2 separate regions of the Homo sapiens genome follow, and region 2 is linked to region 1. A link is a contact called in ENCODE Hi-C or POLR2A ChIA-PET data. All regions are on one chromosome and are shown on one strand. Each heading gives the region's core, a stretch centred on a gene start or an enhancer-like site at or near the end of the contact. The rest is flanking DNA. Distances are from core to core; before and after follow the strand shown. Region 1 has its middle 190 kb from the start of LINC02461. Region 2 has its middle 99 kb from the start of LINC02450.

Region 1 (5,714 bases), core at 1,356-3,855:
TATGTATGCTTATCTTATTTACTTCCAATTGTTTTGGAACAGTCCCCACTAAAGGCCATCCTGAGTTTTTAAAAATAGTAATCTCCTGATTCTGTGTGAATTTCACCAGTGTTTCTATGAATGTTGTCTCTTGTTTCTAGGATCCATTTCAGCATACCACAGTACATTTGGTTGCTATGTCTCTCCAGTCTCCTTTGGTCTGTGACTGTTTCCTAGTTTTTCCTTGTTTTTGATGACCTTGAGGCATACTGGCCAACTATCTGGTGTAATGTCCCCCAATATAGATGTTTCTGACATTTTTCTCATGATTAGAATGGAGCTATGGGGTTTTGGAAAGAATACCACAGAGGCGAAATGTCCTCCTTATCACATGATGTAAGAAGGTACATGGTATCCACATGGAATCACTAGCAATGTTAAACTGAAGTTGTTTGTACCATGTTAATATAATTACTTAACACATCTATAGTTAATTCAATGCTATGGTCTAAATGTTTGTGTCCTCCCCAGATTAATATGTTAAAACCTGATTGATGATCAGTGTGATGGTGTTAGGACGTGGGGTATTTGGTAGGTGATTAGGTCATGAGAACAGAACCCTCGTGAATGAGATTTGTGCCCTTATAAAACAGGCTCTAGAGAGTTGCCTTGCCCCTTCCACCACCCTGGGAGGACACAGCTAGATGGTGCCATCTATGAACCAGAAGAGGCCGTCTCCTCATCTGGCTGTGCCTTGATCTTAGACTTTCCAGACTCTATGAGAAATTGATTATTGTTGTTTATAACCACTCAGTCTAAGGTATTTTGTCACAGCAGTCTAAATGGACTAAGACATGCAAAAATGTCACTTTAAACTTTCTGATATAGAAGATCTCAATCTCATCTCCTTAAATTCAGAAATGAAAACCTCTCTTCTTCTGCTTATCTTCTAGAAAGTAAGATTATGTGTGTATTTTCGTGTGTGGTCTTACGCACAATAAATACTATATAACCTAATATTTTCCTCTTTGTCTGAAGAACAATGGTGAAATATGCTTAATAAGTTAACAGGGAGGAATTTTCTCTAAGGTTCTTGGTTCATTTCTGAGATCCAGATAGGAACTTTGATGGCAGGGGGCTCAACTTAGCCCTCCCAGTATTAGCACATTAGGTACCTTATAAAGTGTAATTTATTTAATGTCCCGCCAGCCATACCACCCTTAAGTGTGATGTCATCAACACATTAAATGAGAACATTTGAGACTTCCAAGTTAAAAAAGAAGTAAATTTTGGCAGGGAACTCAGAAGGTGGTACGGAAGCGGTAGTGTGGTCTCCTTTCAGTTGCACCTGAGTAATGCAGTAATGCTGATGAGTAATGCAGAGGTCAGTGTGCTGGGTGCTGATCAGCAAAAATAAAGAGATATAAAACTGAGAGTCAGACCCCTTTATTCTTAAAAAACACTGAGATGTTTCCCTCTGCCTGATTTTTTGTGGGAATATTTATACTGGAACTTATCCAAAGTTGAGTCAAGTCCGGGTGAGTGAAGCAGCCTCCAGGGAATAGTGTGCCTGTCCAAAACAGGTAATTACCTTGGCCAGAGTTTGCTATATGAATGCACACTTTGCTCCCAACAAAGCCTTTAACTTGCTCAGCCTCTCTCTTGAATTGGGCCCATTGTGCCTCACTAAACTTTTGAAATTTTATTGGCTCTTCATATTTTACTTTCTGTCTTTAGATACAATTTAACGCATTTACTGTCACAATGCACTCAAGCGCTGTGACTAAGAAAGTAAGAGATAACTGTGGATAGACAAGAAAGAAAATTTCTAGATTGAAGATGCACGTTGACTCAAACTGTTATTTCAGAAAGAGCATCTTAATGTCTTCTAGATCAATAACTCTTTTTGAATATCTTTTATGTGCAAATCAGTATGTTAGATTCAAATATGTACAAAGAGAAATAAGGAATGGTGCTACCTTTACATAATACGTTGTGAGACAAGGATCAAATCCATAATTAATCAATAATCAAATCCAGCATATAGATATATAACTATATTTATTCATTTATTTATTTATTGAGACAGAGTCTCATTCTGTCACCCAGGCCGGCGTGCAGTGGTGCCATCTTGGCTCACTACAACCTCCGCCTCTTGGGTTCAAGTGATTCTCTTGCTTCAGCCTTCTGAGTAGCTGGGATTACAGGTGTGCGCCACCACACCCAGCTAATTTTTGTATTTTTAGTAGAGATGAGGTTTCACCATGTTGGCCAGGCTGGTCTCGAACTCCTGACCTCAAGTGATCCACCCACCTCAGCCTCCCAGAGTACTGGGATTACAGGCGTGAGCCACCTCACGTGGCCAGCATGTTAAATATAGTAAAAATAGAATGAAAATATAGCAATTGATTTTGTGAAGCTCTTTACGTTGTTAAAATAGAGGTATGCAAATTGGATGAAAGCTCACTTTGTTAAGAGGTAAAGGGAAACCTTAAGTGGCTTGCATTTGGTTATCCATAAGCATTCTGAGTCTCATAGATAAAACCTGGGATTTTATTATGAGGTTATTATCACACTGAACTAGAAGTCAACCTCAGACCTCTCAGCTGCATAACTTGGCAGTTCCAAATACTGCGCCCACATTCCTTGGCAAAAACAAGCTCCCAAGAATTTTGAGTTCTTAACCTCTACATTTTCTTGGTGGTATGTCATCAACCACACCTGTAGGCACGATCTTTGTTCCTTTAACATTCCATTGAGCTTTGTACAAACAGTTAATCTACCCAACACATACTCTCAATTTTCAGAGTATTGGATGATGCAATAAATATTGAGAGACTTGCAGAGATAAAACAAGCGAAAGCATTCTAGTGATTCTTATTTTTTATTAATTCTGAGATGTCTTTCATAATCTATGAATTTTCTATTTAGGTTTTATTTTGAAAGGCACTGGCCCAGAATAAAGACTCTTATCTCTCATTTCTAGGAAAGGCATTGTGTCTCAGGGTATCCTTACCTTTTTCGGTTTGTTTTCTCCATATTTTGGGCCTGGGAAGGGTAGGAGCTTGATTTTTCTTGTTTTCATATATTCCCAGCAATGCATTTAAAATAAAATTTTATATTTGATTCAGCATTTAGGATCTTATTGTTCAAGGGCTATTGAAAATATTTAGTTCACCATACTTTTTAAATTCGAAGTTTTCTCTAGAAACTCAAAGGAAGTGGAATAAATGAGTATGACTTTATCTCATTCTTTTCAGCTCTATCTCATGCTCTAGCCATAAAACACTCTTTTTTTTTTTGCAATGAATAAACCAGGTATTGCAATCAGTTCATTGATATAATTAGAAAACACATAGAATTCTATTAGATTGTCTTCTATACTTTCTGCAGCACCATTTCCACTCTCAGCCCCCATTTCACTCCCTAAAGCAACTTCCAGTAGCCAGGATATTTTAGTGGTTCTTGTGGCAATAAGAGATGTGACCTGGTCCTCTCCTGAAAGAGTAATAGAAAGTCAGACTTTTTTTTTTTTTTTGGCTTTTTATCCATGCAGTCTTATCTGATAAACCTTGCCTCGTGGAAGAGAGTTTCATGGTGGAACGTGGGTTGGTGTACTGTTGTTAGGGCTCCAGATAGAATTGGGGTTTTATCTAAACAGCCAGAAGGGTCAGTTAAGATACAGAAGTAATGATGATGAGATTGGTAATGATAACAAATACATATCAGTGCTTACTATCTGCCAGGCATTGTTTTATGCATTTTACATATTGAAACCATTTGGCCCAGAAATGATAAAAAGAAGACAAATTTCAGTTTTGTTTTACATTAGCAATAGGTGATTAGTTACATCTGGGCCTTTTTTATATGTTTATTTAGTGAGTTAATAGTTTAGGTTTTTGTTTTAGAGGCAAGTGGTAGGTAAGAATAGGTGTGTCTTCTTTGCATTTAGGACAAAAAAATTGAGAACTACACTAGATACAGAGTTAACTAAATTAAATTAATTAAACTATAACCCTTAGAGCCCTTTCCATCATTTGTATACAACTGGTGTCTATCACCCGGCAAATGAGCAGAGAAGAAAATGAGTTATTGTCTGCCTTTATACCTGCCTGTGTTCCTCTATAATTTTCAGCAAATATTTCTTCTTCTTTTAAGTGTTCCCTCAATGCCAGCTGTTATGTTAAGAACTGAGATGACAATATTGAAAGAGCAAAGAAGGTCACTGGGCTATGGAGGTTTACAATCTGCTGGAGGTTATAGACAAGTAAATGAGAAATTTAAATACAGTTGGATAAAGTAAAAGAGAAATCTCAGTTTCTTCTACTCTCAGATACCTAGTGTCTATTATTTTGAGATTTTGCTATTTCACTATTTTGTGAATTTTGCTTAGTGAATTGCTATTCATAAATTGCTATTAGTGAATTTTGCTATTTCACTATTTTGAGATTTTGCTATTAAAGTAATGTTGAAACATTATACAAAAAAAAAGAATCTGCTATATGGAAATGAGAAAACCTTAAAGAAATTGTGGCTGTGAGTCCATGAACTTCTGCAATGATGATTCCATGGCATGGTGAAATTTTACTTAATAAAATGCATTAGTGCAGACAAGCTGTAGTTTTAACATTCCCATGTGTATAATTTAAGAAGACGGCAACAAATTGGAATAGCACCAAATGAAACTCAGTAATAAGTGTCTGTTGAACGGATGAATAAAGAAAAACAAAACTGACTAAAGAGCTCTTCCTCTTGCCTCTTAGTTGAGAAACATTTGAATTATTCTTTGTAACATGCTTAATTTCATTCCTCATGTTAATGACTGCCTTGCTAGATCTCAATTATTTTTTCAGGTTTAATCTGTCTTTGTAAGAAATTCAGTAATTCTCTTATTTGTTCCGTTTTAGGAACATCTGTTGCAAATCTAGTATTGAGTTTATTTGAAACTAACAGCTGCCCAGTAGCCCATCAAAAGAAATAGCCTAGGTGAAAGCACCCTGTAGATTTCTTTCTAAAAGGTTCAGTTTCTAAAAATTTACCTTTCATTACATTTAAATTATGTGATATGAAACATATAGGGATGGCAACAATTCTCACTGTTAAGCACGATGGATCAGTATTTCGTGCTTATAGTAATCCTGATGTATTTAATCCAAATATTTAGATATTTCAAAGCTACAGAAGAGAAGAAAATGTTATAATTTGAACTTGAGGCCATCTGGCTTATCTGGATCTTGGCTAACACTTTCCAAGTGAAGTGCCCCTGCCTAGACTCTGCAAGTTTCTTTGACAAATTCCCAACTCATGTCTTTCTACAAATTATGTTAAAATAAATTTGAACGGTATAACAGTGAGTCTTTGAGTGGAGTTTGCTTTTCAGAACTAAGCAAACAACAAGCTACTACTAAAATAATCATTAAAAAGAAAACCACAAAACTGCTACCAGACTAGACTCTACAAATCTTGAAGCCTGTGATGCCTGTCTCAGAAGTTTTAGCTAATTTAGCAAGGGGCATTTGTGAAATGCTAGCAAAGACTCCTCTGGCCACATAAAATATGACAGCAATCATATACTCTTTAAACTTTGAATTTGTAGATTTGCTCAACGCCCAAATAGGACTTATGCTCATACAACTTAACTTTTGTGTAGAGTCTACTGTTCTAAGCTTCTACATACTGGCACTGTTCTAAGCTTCTATATACACTAGACAACAATCGTTAGAAGTGAAGACTGT
Region 2 (5,714 bases), core at 1,568-4,067, 170 kb before region 1:
GTAAAATCAAAACAAACAGAAGGCTTTAGTGACTTTGAAATATATGTTCTAAAGCTAGTAAGCCACACTATACTCTGCACATGCTCATTCAGACCCATTAACTCTCATATTATACAAAATTCAAACAACCTGGTGAGACAGAGTCTGTTGTTGTCTATCCTATGATTCTCAGACTTTATGTCTGGGGTGGGGCTTGGTAATTTGCATGTCTCACAAGTTCTCAGATAATGCTGGTCTGGGAATCACACTTTAAGAACAACTGGCCAGCCTGGTACGGTGGCTCACGCTTGTAATCCCAGCACTTTGGGAGGCCGAGGTGGGCAGATCACCTGAGGCCAGGAGTTTGAGACCAGCCTGGCCAACATGGTGAAACCCCGTCTCTACTAAAATTACAAAAAATTAGCCGGGCGAGGTGGCGGGCGCCCGTAGTCCCAGCTACTCGGGAGGCTGAGGCAGGAGAATGGCGTGAACCCGGGAGGCGGAGCCTGCAGTGAGCCGAGATCGCGCCACTGCACTCCAACCTGGGCGATAGCGAGACTCGTCTCAAAAAAAAAAAAAAAAAAAATCAGCTGAGCATGGTGGTAGTGCCTGTAATCCCAGCTACTTGGGAGGCTGAGGCAGGAGAGTTGCTTGAACCCGGGAGGCGGAGGTTGAGTGAGCTGAGATCGCGCAACTGTACTCCAGCCTGGGCAGCAATAGTGAAGCAAAACAAACAAACAAAAAACAACTGGCCTATCCCGATATCCATTTTCCCCTTCCCCTTAGAAATAAAAGTCAAATTTTATTTAGGGTGGCAATGCATCCATTAGGGTGACATTCTATTTCCCAGCTTTCATTTTAGCAGTGGGGTCATGTGGCTCAGTTATGGCCCATAAGATGAAATAGAAATGTTGGTAGTACCTTTAGGACAATAGTATATATAAAAAAAGAGTATGCTTTGGTTATTCTTCCCTTCCCTGTTTCTACAGCTTAGAACATGGTTGCAATGGTTAGAGCTCCAGTAGCCTTCTTAGATTGTGAAAAAGTCACATATGGCAGAGCAAACTCATAGGGTCTCAAATAGCCTTGTGGAGTCTTCCTGCCTGGTTTGCTTACCTCTGCACTTCCTCTACATAGGCGAATACACCTTTTGTGTTTAAGCTACTACAGTTGAGTTTCTGTTACAGCTGAACTTAACCCTAACTGATACACTTTGTCAGTTTGATTTTTCAGCAGCTTCAAAGGACCAAATTGGAAGCAGGAAGGGCTGCTTCTGGTTGCAAGTGAGAAAAAAGAAAAATTATTACAGACCAGAAAATCAATTAATGGTGAGGTGGCTGACTTCAAACCAGTGAGAAGGTAGGAAAAGGTGTAGAATATTCATTCTTTTTTTTAATTGAACATAGTTGAAGTTGACAAGGCAAACTTCAGGTGCTTTTTTTTTTTTGGAGACAGAGTCTCGTTTCTGTCACCCAGGCTGGAGTGCTGTGGTACGATCTCAGCTCATTGCAACCTTCACCTTCCAGGTTCAAGCGATTCTCCTGCCTCAGCCTCCCGAGTAGCTGGGATTACTAGCATCATCATGCCTGACTAATTTTTGTATTTTTAGTAGAGACTAGTTTTGGCCACCAGGCCAGTCTCCAACCCCTGACCTCAAGTGATCCACCTACCTCTGCCTCCCAAAGTGCTGGTATTATAGGCGTTGAGCCACCATGCCCGGCCCAGGTGCTTTCATTTTTTTTTTTAAATGAGGATAAAATTATTTTTTTTAACTTTTATTTTAGGTTTGGGGGCACACGTGAAAGTTTGTTACATAGGCAAACATGTGTCATGGGAATTTGTTGTACGGATTATTTCATCACCCGGGCATTAAGCCCAGTATATAATAGTTATCTTTTCTGCTTCTCTCCCTCCTCTCACGGCTCAAGTGGACCTCAGCCTCTGCTGTTTTCTTCTTTGTGTTCATAAGTTCTTATCATTTAGCTCCCACTTATAAGTGATAACATGCGGTATTTGGTTTTCTGTTCAACTTCAGGTGCTTTTTGACTTGACACGTTAGACTCTTCATTCTCGCCTTTGTCGTCAGCATTTATGGAGCTAGGCACTGTGTGAGTGAGGACAAGCATAGTGTACCTCTGCACTCAAGGCGTTCACAACAGAGCCCAGGACGGTGAGAAATTGGCCTATGTGAGGACTTAGGGGTGTGTGTTGCAGTTATTTTGTGTAAGTGGGTAGTTGGAAGGGTTCTTTAGGAGAACGCTCCTATGGTTATTTACAGTTGTGGAAATTGTCCTAGGCCAAGTACAGACACAATGGCTGAGTGTAAAACCGAATACTCCAAGCTCCTGGTTTAGTTATCTAACAAATGACACTGCCTAGCTTGTCCTAAATCTCTTTCAATAACTGAAATTTATTTCCCTCTTGACTACCTTCTGACAAAGGGGCTCCTGTTCTCTTCCATTCTGTCATTCCCAGAAATACCAGTGCAAGAAAGCTTCATCAGGAACTAGGGTCACAGTGTCAGACAAAGCTTATTGTCTGGGTAGGTGATTTTATTCCAGGAAAAGAGCTCCTAAAGTAATACCAAAATACCAATAAATGTAGCTAGACTGACTCATTTTCAAGCCTTTTACGGTTCTATTTTGTAAACCCAACGTAGAGAATAATTAATTTCCAAAATCTACAGGACACCTTACTACCAATTTTTGTGGGGAGAGATAATGACTTGAATGGAACATAAGCAGAGAGTTGATTTTAAGTAAGGAAATGGGGTCAGAGAGAGGTTAAGTGGCTGGCCTGGGGTCAGATAGCAAGCTGGTGACTCAACTTTGCAGCTCCTGGATCTGAGGACTGCAAAGAAAACCAGAGCTCATTTCCTCTAGATAAGTTAACTGCCCCATATCTGTGGTCTGCCATAAGCTTTTAAGAGCCACATTCCTTTTGTGACTATAGACCTGAGTTCCTATGGCTTTCACTGGAGAATGGAAAACACTTTCAAGGTCAGACTGTGTTACATAGAGGGCAGAATAGCACTTATTTACCACCAAAAATCATCATGCAATTTGTAGGAACTGCCGTCTTTTGCATGCCTTCTGGTCTGCATGCAGCATATGCATAATAACCAGCTTGTACAATAGATGGAGTGTCTTGGAAACGATCACCTGCATTTATGAAGTGCTTACTATGTGTCAGGCATCTTCCAAGTGTTTTACATGGATGATCTCATTTAATCCTCATGATAACCTTGTGAGGTAGGTCAATTTATAGCCCATTTTACCACCTGGGATACTGAGGCCTTTCAGGGGTTAAGTTCCTAGCCCAAGTTGATAATGCTAGAAAAATGGTCAATTAAGGATTATGAACCCAGTTTGGTCTGACACAGAGGCCGCATCCTTTATCACCATGCTATTCAGAATTCTTGTACACACATACCTACGGTTTTTTTCTCTGCTTCTGTTATTTCAGTATTATAGAGTAAAACTTCATGCAGCGGTAATTTTTATCTTGACCTTAGACAAATAATTGGTCTGACTAAAAACAAACAAAAAAATGGAGATCTTAACAGCAAGATTGATTGTCCTACCTACCTGCAAACATTTCAAAGGTGCCTCTCTCACTGCAGGGTTGTTTTGGAAAGATCTTAGTTATATATCAAAGAAAATAATATCTTCCACACTAAAAGGTTGAAAATAGAAATATTTGGAAGTGGAACTCTATTTGAAGTTCTGTGACGTATGGTGACAATGTGAACTTCTAATACTCTTCATTTTCTGGAAAACACAATCCTCTAAACTAAAAAAGATGGTGGAATGGACATCTATGAAGGTTTTTGTTACTTGAAAAGTTTGATCCTAAAATGGATTTGTGTGTGGGTGCATTGGAAAATCATTCATTTCTTTTGAATGGGAGACAATAATTATAGATGAATAAGAAAAATACAACTTAAATATTAGAAATCATTGATTTTTTTTTAGGTGGCAAGATATCACCCTGGAATTATGGTTAGATATTGTAAATTGAGTTAAAAAATTTAGTTAGAAATGATTTTATTAAATAGGTGTGAAAAATCTCGATTTTAAACAGTGCACGCGTGTGTGTGTATGTGTGTGTGTGAGGCTTTGGAGCATTGGTAGGTTTCAGAATTCTGTTAAGCCAACTCTCATCAAATGATTACAAATATAAGAAGGAGGGGACCAAGCAAAATAGAAAAAATGAAAGTCATATTATAATTTTTCAAGATATGAATATTTTGAACCCATTCTTCTTTTTTAAAAAACATATATTATGAATTTGCAGGGATACACAATGTTGAGGTGGGAGACCCAGGGTCTCTTGATTCAGACAAGATGGGTAGAGCATCCCACCACCTGATGGCAGCAGACATGAACTGTGGGCTACTCTTTTTGAAGTATGAGTAAATTTCTTATAAACTAAAACTATAATTTAAAAAAATTAAAATAACCCTTTTTTAAAGTTGTAAAAGCAATGCTCATTTATGTCAAAATAAGACAGAAAACACAAATAAATGAAAAGGAAGAATTAAGAGTCATTTACAGTCTTAGAGATAGCCACTGTTAGTACCCTGGGGCATGTATTTCCAGGTCCTCTGTGTATGTGTGTGCACACAAAAGCAAACACGCATTAAGATCATTCTACATGCTATTTGTAACATGATTTTTCCACTTAATTGTATACTGTGACAATGATAATATATTATAAATGCTTTTATATGACATAATTTTTCATGGCTGTACTTGCACATTTGGGATTAAAAAATATTTTGCTATTATGAATACTGGGATAATTTTCCCTTTAGGAAAACTTTGAATTTACCATTAATTATTTTCTTGGGTTAAATTCCTATTTTTGTAATTTCTGGATTAAAGGGAATGCAGATTTGAAGATTTTTGAAACAGTCTATAGTGTCCTCCAGAGAGGTTTACCAATTTGCACTATGATTGTTTGTATATATGGGCCGAGGTTAGCTTGAAAGTTCTGAGGCAGTATTTTTGGTGACAATTATGACTGCATTGCAGATTGTGAATATTAAAAATAAGGTTTGATGTGGTTAGCCTAGAATAAAACATATTAGATGTGAATATGTTGTATATTACTATTGGTATAATTATTACCATTGAAATCCAAGATCTTTTGGAGGTCTAGATGAATGTCATACAAATTCATTGACTGCTGGCATAAGCCTTGAACATGTGGCAAGCTTAGATATCACTAAAATCTGTTATTTGAAGAACTTGCAAAAAATTGGCATGTGTGGAAAGCAGATGCCTTATATTGATAACAGTTAAGTTTTGCATTTGGAATGTTGAACCATGTGCATAAGGCTAATATCTTTGAGAAAATGTGGATATTTTTAACAAGAAAGCATATGCTTAAAGGAAAAAAAATCCTTCATGTGGTTTCAATACTTAATTTTTAGTGGAATGTTCTTTCCTAAAGGTGCGTGAATTATTTAATGCTCTTCATTTATGGAATATTATGTGATAGATTTGATTGTATTTTAATTGTGTTATTTGCATTATAGCCCTTTTAATGAGAACAGTAATTCTTGGACAAGGCTCTACATCATTGTTTAAAATGGTGTTGAAATTTTGTTGACTACATTTTCTCAGTCATCTCAATGAACCAGAAAAACACATTTAAGGTGGTAACATTATGTAAAGGTACTTTGATATATCCAGGCTTCTTGCAGGTAATTGATTCATTCCCTCCCTCCC

Evidence for each region. Hi-C counts contacts between places; a loop is a spot of excess contacts on that map. ChIA-PET counts read pairs that join two places held with the same protein, here RNA polymerase II (POLR2A). Pooled maps may share reads with other maps.
Region 2: a loop to region 1 is called in a map of PC-9, with 7 times the contacts of the local background. The contact joins two enhancer-like sites. A Hi-C loop is called at or near these places in 5 of 168 maps with a recorded cell type or tissue (Caco-2, Calu3, DLD1 and 2 more) and 4 of 50 pooled maps. POLR2A ChIA-PET finds 5 or more read pairs at or near these places in 2 of 52 experiments (HCT116 and endothelial cell of umbilical vein).

The regions. Positions count from the first base shown.
Region 1 is chr12:42,958,911-42,964,624 of GRCh38, forward strand. No RefSeq gene overlaps it. Among named protein-coding and RNA genes, the nearest start is that of LINC02461, 190 kb to the right of the region's middle. RefSeq lists an enhancer at 1,709-2,908. Within about 2 kb of position 2,606, at least 6 of the 41 ENCODE cell types and tissues checked have a DNase peak (open chromatin) inside an H3K27ac peak, as active enhancers do; they include PC-9 and endothelial cell of umbilical vein, where a contact is called at or near this core.
Region 2 is chr12:42,788,119-42,793,832 of GRCh38, forward strand. No RefSeq gene overlaps it. Among named protein-coding and RNA genes, the nearest start is that of LINC02450, 99 kb to the left of the region's middle. Within about 2 kb of position 2,818, at least 2 of the 41 ENCODE cell types and tissues checked have a DNase peak (open chromatin) inside an H3K27ac peak, as active enhancers do; they include PC-9 and endothelial cell of umbilical vein, where a contact is called at or near this core.